Regions from separate parts of the Mus musculus genome. Here region 2 is linked to region 1. A link is a contact called in ENCODE Hi-C or POLR2A ChIA-PET data. All regions are on one chromosome and are shown on one strand. Each heading gives the region's core, a stretch centred on a gene start or an enhancer-like site at or near the end of the contact. The rest is flanking DNA. Distances are from core to core; before and after follow the strand shown.

Region 1 (5,118 bases), core at 835-3,334:
TCTCAACATCGCTTTGTTTCTTTGTTTCTTGTGCAGCTTAAAATACAGACATCCTGGATATCCTGATAGGGATGGCAGTTTCTTAGTAAATGATGGAAATTTCATTTTTAACTTTTTTTAAAATAGTAGATAAGTTTAAATATCTAGGTCTGGGTTTTGATAACTCCTTGGCAAAGTTAAAGCCTTTGGGTGTGTTTTGTCTTAGGAAGAAAAGGACAAGTTGAAGTGAGGTTGGCCCTGTGACTGTGAGAGAGATGAGGCTATTGACTGTGTAGGTAAAGAAGACCACCGGAAACTGTGGGCCACAAAATGTCTGTTGCATAAAAGAGTTTAAAAAGTTGTAGGTCCATCTTTTTTACGAAGTGTTCATTTCTTGCTCTTTCGTGTTTTCTCGGATTGAGAACTACTTAGCTCACAGAACTATACAAGATAAACCTTTGTAATAATTTGCACATCCATCTGTGGCAGGCAGAGAGGTGGAGGAAGGAGGCCGTGAGTCCTTGTGAAAGGCAGTGAAGAGTTTCTTAGAGCACGTAGAAAGGAACGTGGTCCAGCCGACAGCTTGCTTTTCAGTTCCCCGAGGCCGGTGTCAGACCAACGTACCAATTAAACAGTCAGGTTGGAAGCTACTGAATCGGTGGCAGTTCATTGTAGCAGCGATAGCTAAGAAACAAGGACATCTTCTTAGGGAGATTGTCCCCTAAAACCTCATGTCCCTGGACTCAGGGGTGCCAAGGGTCCGATGTGTACCCTCTGCCTTTGTTTTTAGGGCTGTGTGCCCCGATCGTCTGTGGCCTCACAGCACAGAGATCACTGCGAGAAGCCTGAGCCTCCGCAGACAGGCGCTGTTAGTGTTTTCTCCTGTAACTGTGCCAGTTCCCTTGGCTTAACCAGAAAGCTTTAATCTGGTGCCGTTTTAGAATTACCTCTCACCATAATCACACGAGGGAAACTGGAAATAAGTTCTGTCCCTGCTCCCTGGCTACTTTGATTTGGTTATTCAATTGATTTTTTTTTTTTTAACCAAGTGGACCTGCATCCCACGCAGCTGAACTGTGGGAACACAGGAGACAGCAAAGTCCTGATTCGTGGGATGGTAGTGAAGCTCTGCTAACCTAGACACTGAAGGGATACTGTCAAAGGCCTGGCCTCACGTTATAACCTGAAGTAGGGTTTGTAAGACCTAAGTGATGCCTTTTTTCTTTCCTTCCCCACTTAGCAACAGCGGCAGGGCGTGCAAGATACAGGATATGTTTACCTTTTTTTTTTTTTTTTAAACCTGAGAAGAATATTGAGTTACTTTGAAAGATTCTTTTAAAAGTATGTATATATTTGGAAGTTAGAAAACTGACAAGAACTTGAAAAACCATGTGGATATTCTGAGTGGAAACTGGAAAGTTTGAAATTTAACTCATAGTCTAAAGCAGTAGTTTTGGACCATTTTTCTAGCAGTTGATTAAAAAAAACGTAGATCCCAAACCCCTTTTAGAACCTGCTCAGAATCCTCAGGGATGGCCTGGTGGGTCAGAACACACATAAGCGAAGGGCCTAAGTGTGAGCCCCAAACATCCACCTAAAACATCAGAGTGGCCACCCCACCTATAACCCCAGTGCTATGGGAGAGGCAGGAGAATTGCTGGTGCCGGTGCCAGCCTCTCTCCAGATTCACTGAGAATCCCTGGCTCAGAGAGTGCTATAGAATGACTGCCCACCCTCCACGGCCCCTCATTCTTTCTGGCCTCTGCATATATGCAGAAGTGTATGCACTGCATGTATACACCTCACTCATATTTACACATATACTCGCCCCCACAAGAGTCTACTTGCTAACATCAGAATCTTTCTTTAGAAAAAAATTGTTGATAATAACAAACTTACTTAAGGACCCTGGCTTCTGTTTCTCTAAGCAGAGGATTCCTAGAATATGTCCTCTGCCCCCTGCCCCTGCCCCGTGACTTATCCTTTCCCCTTCAGTAACCAACTTCACAGTGGGAACTGGACTTTGCCAAGATAGACTAAGTGACCGTGACCCAGGCCTTTGTCGGACCTGGGAGGAGGGAGTGCCTTCTGTGGAGGGCATTATTCAGGGTGCGTCCAAACAACTCTGTCTGGTCTTTGGGAAGCAGTGCAAAGCCTTCCTAGGCGTCCTGTGAAGTTCCAGGCAACTGTTGGCTGCTGCAGGCCTGGCCTTCTCCCAAGTGAAGGTTCTGGATGGTTCTCTGGTGCCTTACAACTTGAGTTCTTGTGGGTCAGTGAAAGCATGCCCAAGTGTTCTGAAGCTGGGATTCATTCAGAGACTCCCCGAGGGCTTTAAGTCAGCAGCTTCCTGTGTGGTCTCTTCCTTCACTTGCCCCTTCTGTCTGTCATTCGCTGTTCCCACCAAGTATCCCCTCCTTCCTCTGCCCTCCCTGGGCTTTCCTTTGTTCCTAGCAGGAGAAGGTAAGCCAATCCGGGATTGTGTTGACTGTCTACTGCACCAGGCCCAGGGCTGGAGGAGGAGGCAATGTCGCCATGATGTGCCAGGCCATCCTGACCTGCATGTTTGCCCCAGGCCTCACCTGCTGTCGGCTCTGCTCTTCACTCTCTGCCTATGTTCAGGGGTGTGTGTGTGTGTGTGGTGTGGTGTAGTGTATATGCGGTGTATTGGCAAGCAAGCGTGTGTTATGGCAGGCAGAGGAGGATGTTAGGTGTCCTTCTCCATCTGCCTCATTCCTGTGAGACAGTGTCATTGGCTGAACCTGGAGGTAGCTCCGGTAATCAATCTTTCTGTCTCCATCCTCTGCTGGAGTTTTAATTCTATTCCTCCATGCCCAGCTTTTTACCATAGCTACCAGGGATTTGAACTGAGGTCACCATGCCCACTTAGGAAGTACTTGTACTCCTGAGCCATTTCCTTAGCCCCAGTGATTTATTCTTAATGTCTAGAATAGTAAGGACCTGGGCACAGTCCTTAGTAAACCATCCTCATCCAATGATGACTAAAGCAGTCCAAGAATGAGTTCATGGATGAGTGGACAGGGTCCTGACATGATAAAATGAACATGCAGATAGGGCCTTCTAACATGTGTGGGAGGGCAGTGACTTAGTGCTGGGCCCAGGGCCTGCCTGCCAAGGTTCAAGTCCCTCTTCCGCCTGCCAGTGATGTCGTCCAGGCTTTCTTACACAGGCTTTCTGGGTCACACTTCACCTCTCTGTGAAGCTGGACGAGTGATAGCACCCTGTGGGGTTATTATGGGAATCGAGTGAAACAATCCACCAAAGCAGTGGGCACCCTTCCTGCCATATAACAAGTGACCTGTTATTACCATTGGCTCATTTGCCAGCATCAAGCAGGGCTCACAAAGTCCTTTATGGTGACCGCATCCTGGTCTGCTTCTACTGAGACTTCGCTGTTGGGGCACAGATGTGAGGTGGTTCTCTCTGTAGAGAGATGGTGTCTGTGGACAACTTAGGACCCCTTGCTTCAGATACATGTTAAAAGCTATGCTCAGATGGGTTTCAAACAAACTTCTTGAAAGTGGCTCTTCCAGATTTAAACATTATGTTTTTTCTTTCTCTTATTCAAGTAGTTTTAATAATTGCTTACAGCTATACTATACAAGGCATTTGTAAGCCTTTCTTTCTGCCTGATGACAACATGAGAAACCCATGTCAAAAGTCATCTGGCAATGTGGATTTCGATTTAAGTTTTATAAAGAAGGGCATTTGCTCCTTGGTATGCCTAAGGGAGTTGAGCTTTGATCTCCAGCCCTGAGGAGGCTTGGTGGAAATTGGAGATGACATTGTTGACGGGTTCATCTGTAGCTTTTCTGTTGCCACTAATTAAGCACACACACATGCACGTGTTCTGTTTACCCCCTTGGAGGAGAGGAAGTGAACTTGACTTTGATTTTTGATGGGAAGCTGTGAGCGGGTTCAGGGATACATCAAAGGGGCCTTCCTCGTCTGGTAAAACCAACTCTGACATGAACATTAAAGAGCTCTCCATTCCAAAGCTAGATGCGTTTTGTTTTCCCCATAGAACATGACTTCTCCTTAATGATAAGACAGGGCAAGAGCGGACAGTCACCCCTGACTAGTGCATTCAGGTCTAGAAGGGTTTCCCCCCTTCTTCTTCTTTATAACAGCACATACATACCTTTGTGGTTTCATACTGCTAGTACCTCCAGGATATCTTTTTTTTTTTAATTCTTAAAACCTTTTTCATGTTAATTTTGGATATTTTGAATAACTACAGCCAAAGCTCAAAATAAACTTTTATGCTCCTAAGCCAGTGGCTCTCAATCTGTGGGTCACAGCCCCTTTGTCAAACCTTTATCTCGAAGATATTTACATTTCAATTCATAACAGTAGCATAACAGCAATGAAAGCGATCTTCTGTCAGGGAGTCCCCACGACATGATGAGCGAGCTGTATTAAAGGGTCACAGCGTTAGGAAGGTTGAGAACCACTGTCCTAAGCCCTTAAAGGACAGGTTAGGACCCTGTGTGCGTGGGGAGGGGCAGGTGGTGCTTTGAACCGCGCATGAGAGCGGTCAGTTGGCATGTCTGCTGTGGCCTCACTGGGCACAAGCATTGTCGTAAGCGTCCAAGAGCCGTGAGCACAGAGTCAAAAGTACCACTCACCTAGAATTTATGCTCTGCTCGGTACCCAGCCCGGCAAAGCTGACCTTATATCGTGTTAGGAGATGTTGAAAGCTGTGGAGAGTAAGGTGGTAAAGGGGTGGTGTCAGAGTCGGGGTGCGTTTTAAACAGGATGTGTAGGGAAGGCCTACACCGATAGGCAGCACTTCAGCAAAGATCTGAGGGACCCAAAGAACCTGCCATCGGAAGCAGCAGAAGCAAGAGACAGCTGTGAGGTGGGGGTCGGGAAAGTGGGGGAATGGTTGACAGGTTGGCGAGGCAGGAGTGAGTGAGGGAAACGTGGAAGTTATGGACCGAGCGCAGTGAGCAGATTTCATGGTCTGTGGGAGGTGAGACTGGGCTTTTCTCAGACTGGAATCATGGGAGGGGCCTGAGGGGAGAAGGGCTAGGTCCTCAACAGAACTGTGATGGGTGGGTAGACACCCATAGATCAGATTAGTTAAGTGGCCTTTGACTTGCTTTACCCTGAAGATGG
Region 2 (5,118 bases), core at 1,897-4,396, 48 kb before region 1:
TCTGATGGTTGGTAGTTTGGGTTAACATGGACTTAACATATGGGTTAACATATTAAGTCTTCAAGATTACAAATAGGTATTTATTTAATTGTTTATATCAACAGAAGATCAATTAGAACTAATGGACAAGTACATTAAAATAACAGAACACAGAACCAAAGTTCAAACATTAATTGTGAATCCCTAGTACTGGGGCGGAAATGACTGGTTAGGTAGCCCAGTGGACATAGTATTTGCCAAGGTTGGAACCTTAGAACCCGTGTAAATGCTGCATGTGGCAGGGTGGCCTGTAACTCCAGGGCTGTGAGCAGGCATCGAATGATCCTGGGAGCTCATTGTTCAACCAGTCTGCCCAAACTGAGTTTCAGTGAAAGACCCTTTCCCAGAGAGTTTGAAAAGCAATTATGGAAAGGCACCCAGATATCAACCTCTGGCTTTCGCACGAGCCAGCTCACGTGACCGTGCCTTTCCTGTGACCTGTGCACATTCACACACCTGTCACACCACAACCTAAAATTAAAATTAGGAAAGCCAATCATAATAGCACCAAGTAGAATCAGATACTTGGAAACGAACTTATTGAAAAAAAACAGAGTCAGACACCAAAGCTTCAGAAATGTTTTTTGGTGGTCTGAGTCTAGGGTAAGGTGTTTACTAGCTGAGTCAATTCACACTGATGGATAAATGGGTTATAGGCGTATGCTCCTCACGCTGTAGCTAGTACTTTAATCCAAAAACCCTAGCAAAAGGGTAATATTGATTACATTGCCTATAAGTGAAAAAATTTTTTCAGCCACAGCTTTACTTTTTTTCTTCCTGGATTAAAAGTGCTAAAGAAAAGAGGTTCACAGTTGAGTGTTCCTCTGCTCGGCTCCAGGGAGCACACTAAAGGAACAGCACAGACACTTCACTGCTAGACTTCCCCATCAGTCCCAGAGTCCCGAGCAGGCTCCAGCCCATCTTTATCCTTTTCTGTCCCCTGCAGCAGTGCACAGCATCCTGTGTTTGGGGCCTATCGCTCATTTTAAGTGAAATAGTTTAAAATAAGTGGAAAAAGCCCTTGTTGACTTCAACATTTGATAGTTCTAGATCATATAAGTCCAGCTATTTGGTTTTCATCTTTTTCTTTCCTTCGTAAAAGGATTGTGACAAAATCACACCTTCCCAGGAACAAACACAAATAATCATTCTTGGCATGTCTCTCTGGAGCTTGAATATAATTTGGAAGACATCATTTCAGATTTCTGTACATTGCAGACATGACAGCCTTTCATGGAGTTCCGGCCTACAGCTCCTAAGGGGGAAGGGCAGTAGGGAGAAAATGGAGCCTTCTGGACAGCTCTCCGTGCACTAGGTGACTTGCACATTTCTTTATTTAACCCTTTCTGAAATTCTGTGAGGTTTGTCCTACTTTGTAGCCAAGGAAGCAAATCGGAGGGAAGCCATGGAAATGTACTCTGACTTCCACTCTTAAGGCTGGGCTTGAAGGCTGGGCTTGAACTGGGTTCTGTTGTCATTCCCTTTACAGCCAGAACCCAAGTCAATAGGATGAGAAGAAGGGAGAGCTACAGCCTGAGAGGCTTGTGAGGCCCAAGCCACCTTTCCCAGGAATTTCTGGAGAAGAAACTGCTTTTGTGAAGAAGTTTTTCAACAGTCTTAAAACTTGCAGCACAGATTAGGTTACAGCGGTGGTGAAATTAACTGAAGTGTTGCTCATCTGTCCTGGGCTGCCTCTTGAGGTCTTCAGAATCACCAAGGAGACTCATCTAGGTGTGACCTGGGGCCCTGAGGCAGATAAGAAGCCTGAGGTAGGGCCGCCACATGTTTTCCCTCTGGCTCCTGGGACACTCTGTTCTGAGTACTGAGCACAGCAGAAGGAATGTGTGTGTGTGTGTGTGTGTGTGTGTGTGTGTGTGTGTGTGTGTATGTGTGTTTAATATTTAAATTATAGAAACATCCACTTTGGTTGTAAAAGATCATTCTCTCTACAGTCTTGAACTCCTGAAGCATGGGTCTTTATGAGGAGCGTTTGACTGACTTGAAGACATCCTTCAGTGTGCAGAGATCCTTTGCTTGCTTGGTGTAGCCTCTGTCATTTCTGATGCCCTTCTGGAGACATCAGTGCACTGATTGCCTAACTTTTCAGCTCATGGTATATTCAGTACTAACCAAAGCTCAGCACAGCAATCTGGAGGAGGTCCTTTTCAGTTTGACATGTGTAAAACATGACATTTTTGTAATTGGTGTGGAGTTCTGACAGGTACAGTTTGGCTACCTGACTATGGGCTATCTCTTGCTGTTGATTTATTGAAACTAGATCTTTTAAAGTGTAATGTATTGTCCCCCACAGACTATTGTGTTAAGATAAAATTCTTTTCAGCATTGTCCTTTGAAAGGCTTTCCCTACAGTGATTATCCCTCTGTGTCCCCACAGTGCACACCCCCCATGGCTACTCACAGAGGCTCCAGAAACCCCTAGGACCACTTATGGCCTCTGTCACAAACTGTCAGATCCTGCAAAACTCTCTGCTCTCACCAGCAGTAGCCAGTAAGCCTTATCAGACTGGGTGGTGGAGTTGATGCATGCCTGTAATCTCAGCACTCAAGAGACAGAGGCAGGAGGATTGCCAGAAAAGTTCTAAGTGTTCAAGGCTAGCCAGGACCACCTTTTGTTTAAAAAAAAGAAAAAAAAAGCAAGAAAGCCACAAACAAGAGTGGGCAGTAGGAACAAGTCCAGGCAGTTGCAGGTGCGGGGCAGGGTAGAGCCGCTGGGCACGGTTTTTAGATACCCAGATAGCTTTTGACTTTATCCTAATGAAAATCTTCCCCCCAAATCGAGGGGACTCTGATTTAATTGCTGTAAATTCCAAATAGCAAGCAGATCACACAAGAATCCCTAATCCCTAACAGTTTCCTTCAGTAAAGCAGACGGAGGCTGCGCACATGTCCCATGGCACACATGGTTCTATTTTGTCACCTGGTGGCCACCAGGAAACCCCGATGAAGCGGTCTACTTGAAAGCATCGTTTCCCCACCACTCTGAGCTGGAGAAACGATTGCTTGCTCCCTTGATCCGCGGGGCTTCCGAAAGGGAGAGTGCGCTCACAAGCACAAACAGGAAAGCCTGACATCACGGAGCGGCGGGGAGGAGTCTGCTGCCGCGGGCTCCCGGGCTGCCTGCTCGCTGGCCGGCGCTCCTTTGTGGCCCGGTCGCGCGCGGCGGCGGCGGCGGCAGTCGGGCAGCAAGGCGCGTGGGAAGCGCGGGGACCCGGAGCCGGGCCAGAGAGACGCCCCGACCGCCTCGGAGCAGGGCGCACCATGCAGCGTCCGTGTGCCGGAAAGAAAACTGAGAATGAAATTACTTTGGCAAGCTAAAATGGTAACGCCAGCTCCCCGCCTTCCCCTGACGCTTCTCTGCTGGGGGACTCGTCCCATCTCCCGCTTTCTCGGGCCGGGTTGTTGGAGCACTGTCTAACTGATCAGAGCCACCCGGACCCCACTCTCTAAGAGGAGCTTTCTCATTCTGCTTTGTGTCCTTCCCCTCTCTGTGCCTCTTCTCCCTAGAAACGATGCCTGTGTTCTCAGGCATCGCCTGCGGGGTGTCTGGGACAGGCAGATGCGTGTCAGGAGAGCAGAACTTGGAAAGGACAGAACTCAGTCTGGGGGAGCGGCGCCGCGCTCTGCTTCCCAGCGGCAGCCCTTTAACACAGATCCGAGGTTTAGCTGGCGACATGGCTATCCAGGGGGTCGCTGTGTAAATTTCAGTGGAAGCTGCATGAAGATGTTTTGCTTTCTCGGCACTTGCCAGAGGGGCTTTTCTTTTCTTTTCTTTTCTTTTCTTTTCTTTTCTTTTCTTTTCCTTTTTTCTTTCTGGAAATAAAAACTTTCCATACCCCACATAACTTTTTTTTGGGTTTCAAAATAGTAAGAGGAGAAAAAGAGGTACAACTTCACTTCCCAAAGAGGGCTCTTGGTATTAAAACACTTGTTTGAGGGAGTTTAACATCGACATTGCTCAAATGTTTGTGTACTTTGAGAAGTATAAACTCTTGTTTTTGCAAATGAGTTATTTTTTCCTTTCACTTAAGTGGACAGAGTTGATCAGGACTAAACCACAGTTTCCTTAAGAAGGAAAAAAAAAAACTTGAAAAGATGATTTAAGATACGTGGCTAGGTTAGGAAAAGTAACTGACCAGAGAAGGGAGAAGTCGGAGGCTCCTGATACCGCAGGAAAAGGCTGCCAGCCAAGAAAATCTCAGCCTTGCCTATTGCAGGGTGTCCTGTGTTGCTCTGTTTGGAGGATTTACTCAAAGGCTTGGAGAGCCTTTGTAAGCAGGGAAGCAGCTGGGATAGATTGTGGTTAGCCAAGGGGGAAGAAAACAACAACACACACTACGACCCTCTTTTTCTTTCTTTTTATCCTGTCCCTGGCAGAGCTCGATTCAGGACTGGGGTGAAGAGGTAGAGGAAGGAGCTGTTTACCATGTCACCCTCAAAAGAGTCCAGATTCAACAGGCGGCCAATAAAGGAGCGAGATGGCTAGGGGTGAGTAGCGCTTCCGAGATCTTGAACTTTGGAACAGTGTCTTTGCTCTTCTGTGAATATCATTATTATTTAGCCAAGGTAGCCCCCCCCATCCCCTTTTTCTCCCCCTTAGTCTTAAAAAGGAAACTGCTGATGGCCAAGTGTTTGCTCTAGCTGGACAGGTCTGTTTTAGGACTTGTGTTTTCCTAAGCATCTTCCCTAAGTCTGTCAATAATTCAGAACCTTCCGGAAACATCTTGAGGTATTTGGCAAACAGGCTGGGGGTGTTGTGGCAGAAGAGGACAGACACACAGAGACCTGGTCAGAGAGCACTACTAGCTTCTACATGTGTCATAAACCGCTGTGCCCAGAAGATAACCTTTTCTCTCTCTCCTCCTTACACAGTGATGCCAACAGCCCAGTCCCCACTCCCAGAAGTTCAGAGGCCATTCAGACCCGCTTCCTTTGAGGGGCGGCAAGGTTTCCCATTGTGACCTCCTTTCTGTAGAATGGGAGTAGACTGATATATACTTAGTCTTGGGGCTTTGCCTGTAGAGTATGGAGTCGGTGGCAGACACTCGGAAAAAATCTGCT

Evidence for each region. Hi-C counts contacts between places; a loop is a spot of excess contacts on that map. ChIA-PET counts read pairs that join two places held with the same protein, here RNA polymerase II (POLR2A).
Region 2: a map of heart shows a loop between it and region 1 (2.8-fold over the local background). The contact joins the promoter of Rgl1 here to the enhancer-like site in region 1. A Hi-C loop is called at or near these places in 9 of 37 maps with a recorded cell type or tissue (gastrocnemius, heart and left cerebral cortex). POLR2A ChIA-PET finds 5 or more read pairs at or near these places in 1 of 5 experiments (Patski).

The regions. Positions count from the first base shown.
Region 1 is chr1:152,573,978-152,579,095 of GRCm38, reverse strand. The region is part of intron 3 of Rgl1 (ral guanine nucleotide dissociation stimulator,-like 1); the gene reads left to right. Among named protein-coding and RNA genes, the nearest start is that of Gm51749, 37 kb to the right of the region's middle. Within about 2 kb of position 2,084, at least 2 of the 3 ENCODE cell types and tissues checked have a DNase peak (open chromatin) inside an H3K27ac peak, as active enhancers do; they include gastrocnemius and heart, where a contact is called at or near this core.
Region 2 is chr1:152,623,245-152,628,362 of GRCm38, reverse strand. Rgl1 (ral guanine nucleotide dissociation stimulator,-like 1) reads left to right here and starts at 3,146. Exons shown (of 18, transcript NM_016846.4): 1 at 3,146-3,379; 2 at 4,435-4,545. The coding sequence starts at 3,353.